Regions from separate parts of the Homo sapiens genome. Here region 2 is linked to region 1. A link is a contact called in ENCODE Hi-C or POLR2A ChIA-PET data. All regions are on one chromosome and are shown on one strand. Each heading gives the region's core, a stretch centred on a gene start or an enhancer-like site at or near the end of the contact. The rest is flanking DNA. Distances are from core to core; before and after follow the strand shown.

Evidence for each region. A loop is a pair of places that touch in the nucleus more often than their neighbours do. ChIA-PET counts read pairs that join two places held with the same protein, here RNA polymerase II (POLR2A). Pooled maps may share reads with other maps.
Region 2: a loop to region 1 is called in a map of ascending aorta, with 2.4 times the contacts of the local background. The contact joins two enhancer-like sites. A Hi-C loop is called at or near these places in 3 of 168 maps with a recorded cell type or tissue (ascending aorta, esophagus muscularis mucosa and prostate gland) and 3 of 50 pooled maps. POLR2A ChIA-PET finds 5 or more read pairs at or near these places in 1 of 52 experiments (BJ).

The regions. Positions count from the first base shown.
Region 1 is chr1:55,718,997-55,722,201 of GRCh38, reverse strand. No RefSeq gene overlaps it. Among named protein-coding and RNA genes, the nearest start is that of LINC01753, 220 kb to the left of the region's middle. RefSeq lists enhancers at 1,242-1,742, 1,743-2,243. Within about 2 kb of position 1,786, at least 14 of the 41 ENCODE cell types and tissues checked have a DNase peak (open chromatin) inside an H3K27ac peak, as active enhancers do.
Region 2 is chr1:55,583,681-55,587,099 of GRCh38, reverse strand. No RefSeq gene overlaps it. Among named protein-coding and RNA genes, the nearest start is that of LINC01753, 360 kb to the left of the region's middle. Within about 2 kb of position 1,931, at least 5 of the 41 ENCODE cell types and tissues checked have a DNase peak (open chromatin) inside an H3K27ac peak, as active enhancers do.

The DNA of each region.
Region 1 (3,205 bases), core at 537-3,036:
GAAAAGTCAATGTGTCATATTTATCCCTCATGTTGCTATAGCTATGGTCCTTTTCTAAGCACTTTCGCATCCATTTGCTCATTTGAACACAGCATGACCCTGTGGAGGGTCCCGGCTGAGAAGCATGAAGGGTGGGATGGGGCCCAAAGCCTGCCACCTACTTGCAGTGTGGGACTCAGAGGAGTCTGAGTTTAGCTCAGGATTCCTTTCAGGAGGACTTCCCTGATTATCTTTTCACAGGACAGCCTCTTCATTTCTGTAAGCACCAGGCAATCTATTGAGTACTTTGAGGAACTTCAAATGAGCTAATGGCCCTGTTGTGGTCAGGAGTGCTGGCCTCAGGATCCCTGGGTTCAAATTCCTAGTATCACTACATCCTGGTGCCATCTTGCAAGAAGAACCTAACTTCTCTATGTTTCAGATTTCTTGTCTTAAAGGGACAAAATTATATCTACCTTGTTGAGTTTTATTTTTTTGAGATGGAGTCTTGCTCTGTCGCCAGGCTGGAATGCAGTGGCACCATCTCGGCTCACTGCAACCTCCAACTCCCTGGTTCAAGTGATTCTCCTGCCTCAGCCTCCTGGGTAGCTGGGATTATAGGCATGTGCCACCATGCCCAGCTGATTTTTGTATTTTTAATAGAGATGGGGTTTCACCATGTTGGCCAGGATGGCCTTTATCTCCTGACCTCATGATCTGCCCACTTCAGCCTCCCCAAGTGCTGGGACTACAGGTGTGATCTACCATGCCTGGCCTTAATAAAAATGAAAAGACATAATCCATTGAAATTATTTACATTAGGGTTTCTCAACATCCACACAACTGGCATTTTGGACTAGACAATTCTTTGTTGCTGGGAACTGTCCTATGTACTGCAGGATGTTTAGCAGCATCACTGGCCTCTACCCACCAGATGCCATAGCACTCCAAAAATGTCTCAGACATTTTCAAATGTTTCAGGGGTTGGGGGGCAAAATTAATTTCCATTGAAAACCACTGCTTAGGCTGGCACAGTGTCTCACACCTGTAATCCCAGCACTTTGGGAGGGTGAGGCAGGCAGATCACTTGAGGTCAGGAGTTCAAGACCAGCCTGGCCAACATGGTGAAAGCCTATCTCTACTAAAAATACAATAAAAGAAAACCAGGCTTGGTAGTGGGCACCTGTAATCCTCCTGTAATCCTAGGTACTCGGGAGGCTGAGGTACGAGAATGCTTGAGCCTGGGAAGTGGAGGTTGCAGTGAGCCGAAATCACACCACTGTGCTCCAGTCTGGGCAATATAGTGAGACTCTGCCTCATGAAAAAAAAGCCTAATAATAGCTCAGTGAATGTTAACTATTACTGTAATTTGTATTATTGTGTTGTGATTATTAATGTCTTCTGAAGATGAAGTACAAATCTCCCCATTCTATGCTACTATAGAGAAGAAAGAATTCAGTTTTTAAAGCTGAGATAAATCAAATAATTCTAGCATCACAGATTTGCTGGTACTAGTTCCCCCGTGTATTAAATAGGCACAATGTGGCTATTTCTTAAGCTAGTTGAAGATTCAGTGAGCAAGCGCAGATCAAACAGCCTGGTGCTGAAGAGTAGATCAGTGGCTGTTACCTGAATCATACTGTTTTGTCCCTTTGAGGAGGGGTGCTCTGGAAAGAGCCCCTGCCAGCCTCAGAGGAAGGGACATTGCTGGGCAGCAGGTCACATGCAGTGCTTGTCTCAACAAAGCAAAGTAACATGTGGCAAGCACAGCTGGGGGCAGCTGTTCCCTCGTTCCCTGAGGATAAAGCCCTGCTCTGTGGATGAGCATTTTTTGGCACCAGGATAGACACAGCTAAGCCTAACTGGTTATCTGCCAGGCTTGAAGCTGGCCCAACCTTGCCCACCCATCTGCAATTCTTTCCTGATTAGGAAGAAAGTAAATTCACCTCTGAGTCCTCTGCGTGGGAACAAAGCTCTACTTTGCCTGACTTTCAAGATACACAATTAGGATTCCCCAAAGGTTATTGGTGTCAGACTGGCACACAGTAGGTGTTTAACATACTTTCTAAAACCTTTGATGATGCTAGTTTTATGTATCCTGCTTCACTTAATCCTCACACTAATCTTTTGGAGTCAATATTATTGAATTTTATAGATGAAGAAAAGGTTCAGAGGGTTAAGTGGATTTTCTAACAAAACATAACAAGCCGAGTGGTGAACCTTGCATTTGAACCCACATCTGTCTAACTCTGTGCCCTGTGATCTTTCTAATATTGCACCTGTAACGTACAAATCTGGGAAAGAAAAGTAAATCGGGAGGCTATTTCATGATTTTTTTTTTAACTCTCAAGCAGGTGAAAAGATTGCCCACTCACACAGACCCAAGTAACAGATTAGTCTCTCCAACTTCATTAGAAACAATTTTATTTCTCTGAATATTGTGTCTCATTGATTTGCCCTTTTTCCAGGCAGGCACAGTGTTAGAGGCTGAGAATTCTGATCTGAAAAGCCCAAGTCAAAGACCTCCCTGAATTTGAAAAGCCCACAGGAGAAAAACAAGAGATAATCCTTTGACATTTCTTTGCAAGATCCCAATTGTGGCAAATTTTGTGTTCCCAAGTGCTGTGGAGGCACAAGGCAGCAATGACCAGCTCTGTCTGTGAGAGTCAGAACTTCCCAGTCAAAGAGAAATGAACTGAATCTTAAAGGGGGAGCAGGAAGATGTGCACAGTGACTTGTCCCTGAGCCTGGTCCTGGTAAAGGGAACTTAATGTTTAAAGGCATAGTGATGTATAAAGCGGGTGTTTAGGGAGCAACAAGTAAGGCTATGTGGTTGGATTTTAACATCTGCCATTAGGATGCAGACACGGCTAAACATTTGCCAGGTCTTCCATAGCCCCCTAGTATGTCAGAGCCAGACATTCACAAGGTAACTGAAACCAGAGAAGGAACCTGGCCTGTTCAGGGACACTGGAGAGCAAACCTCACTCCTGATTCCCAGAACAACACTTCACCAAACTGAGCTGCCTCTTGTGTAATCACCCTCATTCTCGTTTGGAGCCACCGCCTATGTGTCTCCTGCCTGGCCCAGATTCCTGGGGTCTCAAACCACATGAGACCTCAGAAGGGTGCATTAGTCATTTGCATTACTATCCGACCAGCATAGTTTCCTGGCCATGAAGCCTCCTGGCTTTAGAGATGCGTAACATGTGCTCATTTCCCTGCA
Region 2 (3,419 bases), core at 682-3,181, 140 kb after region 1:
TCCCCTAATCTAGTGAGGAGAAGAGAAGGTCAGGGAAGGCCTCTTGGAGAAGAAACCACCCAAGCTGTCATGAAGTACAAACAGCTGTTACCCAGCAGGTTGTGGAGACAAACCATTCCAGGTATGTGCCCAAGCCTGGAGGTACCCAGGCCAACCACAACAAGTCAGTGCAAGAGAAGGAACAGAGAGAGAGAGAAGGCTGGAGTGAGGCAGAGACCAGGTCATGGAGGCAGCGACCAACAGAGGCAACGGCTAGGTCATGGGGGGCCTGTGACAGGGTGAAGGCACTTGGGTTATAGAGTTAGAGAACTTAAGTTCTCTAACTGTAGCCAGCTAGAAGCTACATTTCCCAGCTTTGTTTGGAGCTAGATGTGGTCATGAGACTAAGTTCAGACCAGGGCGACACATGCAGAAGTGATGTGTGTGACTTTCAAGTCACTCCCAAAGACAGGCTCAGCTACTTGCTAATTTCCCAGCCTAATTATTTCTGCAGGCTGGAAAATAGAAACAACTGGAGTGGTCTCAGAAAGACACAATGCAGACAACAGACTGACCTACTAGCCTGGATTCCTAGCTGCCCTAAAAGGACAAGAGTCCTGCTCTCCCTGAACTATTGCCTCTGGACTATTACAGAAGAGAGGAATAAACACCTGCTTAAGTTAGGCCACTGAATACCTGGGTCCCTGTATTACCCCAGCTTCACTTGTACCCTAAGCATCATACAGCCTCATTTTGGAGATTGTGGACAATACACTAAATCCTCAATGTTATCAATAGGTTCTTAGGAACTGTGACTTGAAGCAAAACAGCAGGTCCTTGAATAATGTCTCACATTCACCTTTCTTTCCTTATAATCTTGATAAGAAAAATAATTGGTTTTTATACTTTGTTTCACAGTCACATGGAATCCTATGCAGCCACAAAAAGGATGAGTTCATGTCCTTTGTAGGGACATGGATGAAGCTGGAAACCATCATTCTCAGCAAACTATCACAAGAACAGAAAACCAAACACCACATGTTCTCTTATAAGTGGGATCTGAACAATGAGAACACATGGACATAGGGAAGGGAACATCACACACCAGGGCCTGTTTGGGAGTGGAGAGGCTAGGGGAGGGTTAACATTAGGAGAAATACCTAATGTAGGTGACAGGTTGATGGGTGCAGCAAACCACCATGGCACGTGCATACCTATGTAACAAAACTGCACGTTCTACACATGTACCCTAGAACTTATAATAAAAAAAGAGAGAGAAAAAAAAAGAAACTATGGATGACATTAGGTGAGGACTTACTATGCTACTTGACACATAGTGGGTCTGTGATTAGTCAATATACCTGATATAGTTTGGCTGTGTTCTCACCCAAATCTCATCTTGAACTGTAGCTCCCATAATCCCCACATGTTGTGAGAGAGGCCCAGTGGGAGGTAATTGAAACACGGGGACAGGTTTTGCCCTTGCTGTTCTTGTGATAATGATTAAGTCTCAAGAGATCTGATGATTTTATAAAGGGCAGTTCCACTATGCATGTTCTCTTGCCTGCCACCATGTAAGACGTACATTTGCTCCTCCTTCACCTTCCACCATGATTGTCAGGCCTCCCCAGCCATGTGGAACTCTGAGTCGATTAAACTTATTTTTCCTTATAAATTACCCAGTCTCAGGTATTTCTTAATAGCAGTATGAAAATGGACTAATAACATACCCACAGCTATCATTAGGATGAACTGATAGAATGTGGTGACTCACTAGATGTGGTGGCAAAAGAAAAAGAAAAGCTAATCAGACTCTGAAATTTCCAACTTGGGTGTCAGTGAGAATGATGGGACTCCTAATAGAAATGTGGGGAGGAAAGAGGAGGACAATTTGGGGAGAGAAAATAAAGGCAGGCTCTGGCCATGCTGAGTTTGAGTTGCTGGCAGGGCTCACAGAAAGAGATGCCAACAGGCAATTTGAAATTTGAGCTGTAGCTGAGGTCTGGAAACAAAGAATGGGGTGGGGGTGGGGGAATTGAAGCTGTGGAAATAATGAGGTTTCTAAGGGAGAAAGCTGCAGACGCAGATATTGGAAGGATAATGAGGAGACAAGTCTGGCTGGAGCAAAGGTTTCTAAGGGTGCAAAAGGGAGGGAGCACTGGGAAGGGGTTGAGCCCAGTGTGGCAGAACTTCAAGAGCCCTGTGGAGGAGGAGCTGAGACCTCAGTCTTCAGGCAAAGGGGGCCATGGTGGCTTTGAATGGGGAGGGCAATGATGAAGATCCTACCTGTTGTGCCAGAGCATCCCTGATGGGGCCAGAGGGATGCTCTTCCTCTGCCAGACAAGCAGCTACCACTTACAGCCATTTCACTGCAGTCTTAATAAACACATGTGAAGTACAGCAAACAACCTCAATGAACACGCTGCCTCTAGGTGGTGGGTTATGGGATTATAGGATTTTTTAATACAAAAAGTTAGATGAAAGTGAATTTTTTTAAAAAAAGGTCTGAGTGTGTACTATAAACTTGGTACATCAAAGCACTTTCAGCCTGAATATTTTGGAGAGATTTTTAAGGAGACAATGAAACCAAAGAATTAGCCAGAGTGACTCCATGGAATGGAAAGTCACATCTTGAAGGAGGAGGCAAGACAGGTGACCCCTGCTCAGCCTTTCCATCCTTTAGTCAACCAATATGTATTGAGGGTTGCCCCCACTCTGCCACTTTCAGGGGCCGTCATTCATACCACATGGAGGGTCAAGGCAAGAAGTAAACAAACGTGTCAGGAGTTGTTGAGTGCTGGGGTGAAAAATAAAACTGGGTGAGGGATAAACAGAAGACACAGCCACCCCACCTCAGGGAAGTTCCCTCCAAGGTGATCTTAGAGCCCAGACAGAAGGCAGTGAGGGTGCCACACAGCTCTCAGGGATGGAATGTTCCAGGCCAAAAAGAAGCAGCAAACACAAAAGTCCTGAGGTGGGAGAGGGCATGACACGTTTGCGGAATGCCAGAAGAGGTCAAGGCTGGCATCAGGGTGAGGCAAGTGAAGGGCCTAGGGTGAAAATTTAAGGAAGCCTTCTTCTCAAGTTCCTGTAATTGCCCAGGCAGATGGCTTCCTTTCTTGCTTCACCTCAGTCCAAGCCCTGGTGGCAGTAACTGAGTCTGGGACGGGAAGAGTGGCAGCAGGGCTCAGCGGCCACAGGACTCAGACAACGGGAGCAGCAGAGAACACAAAGCCTCAGATGGCTCACTGCTCTGTCTCCCTAAGAAACTCAATATGAAGGTCCAAGAAATCCTATATGCCTGGAGAGTTATCCTAAGGGTGAGAGGAGAGTTTGGACCCACTTCTTAGTTGACTGAAGGATCTTCACTAAGAAGCAGGAAACGAGTTGTCTCCCAACATGACAAGGCTGTGCTACCTCAGGTACACATCCTTCCTACT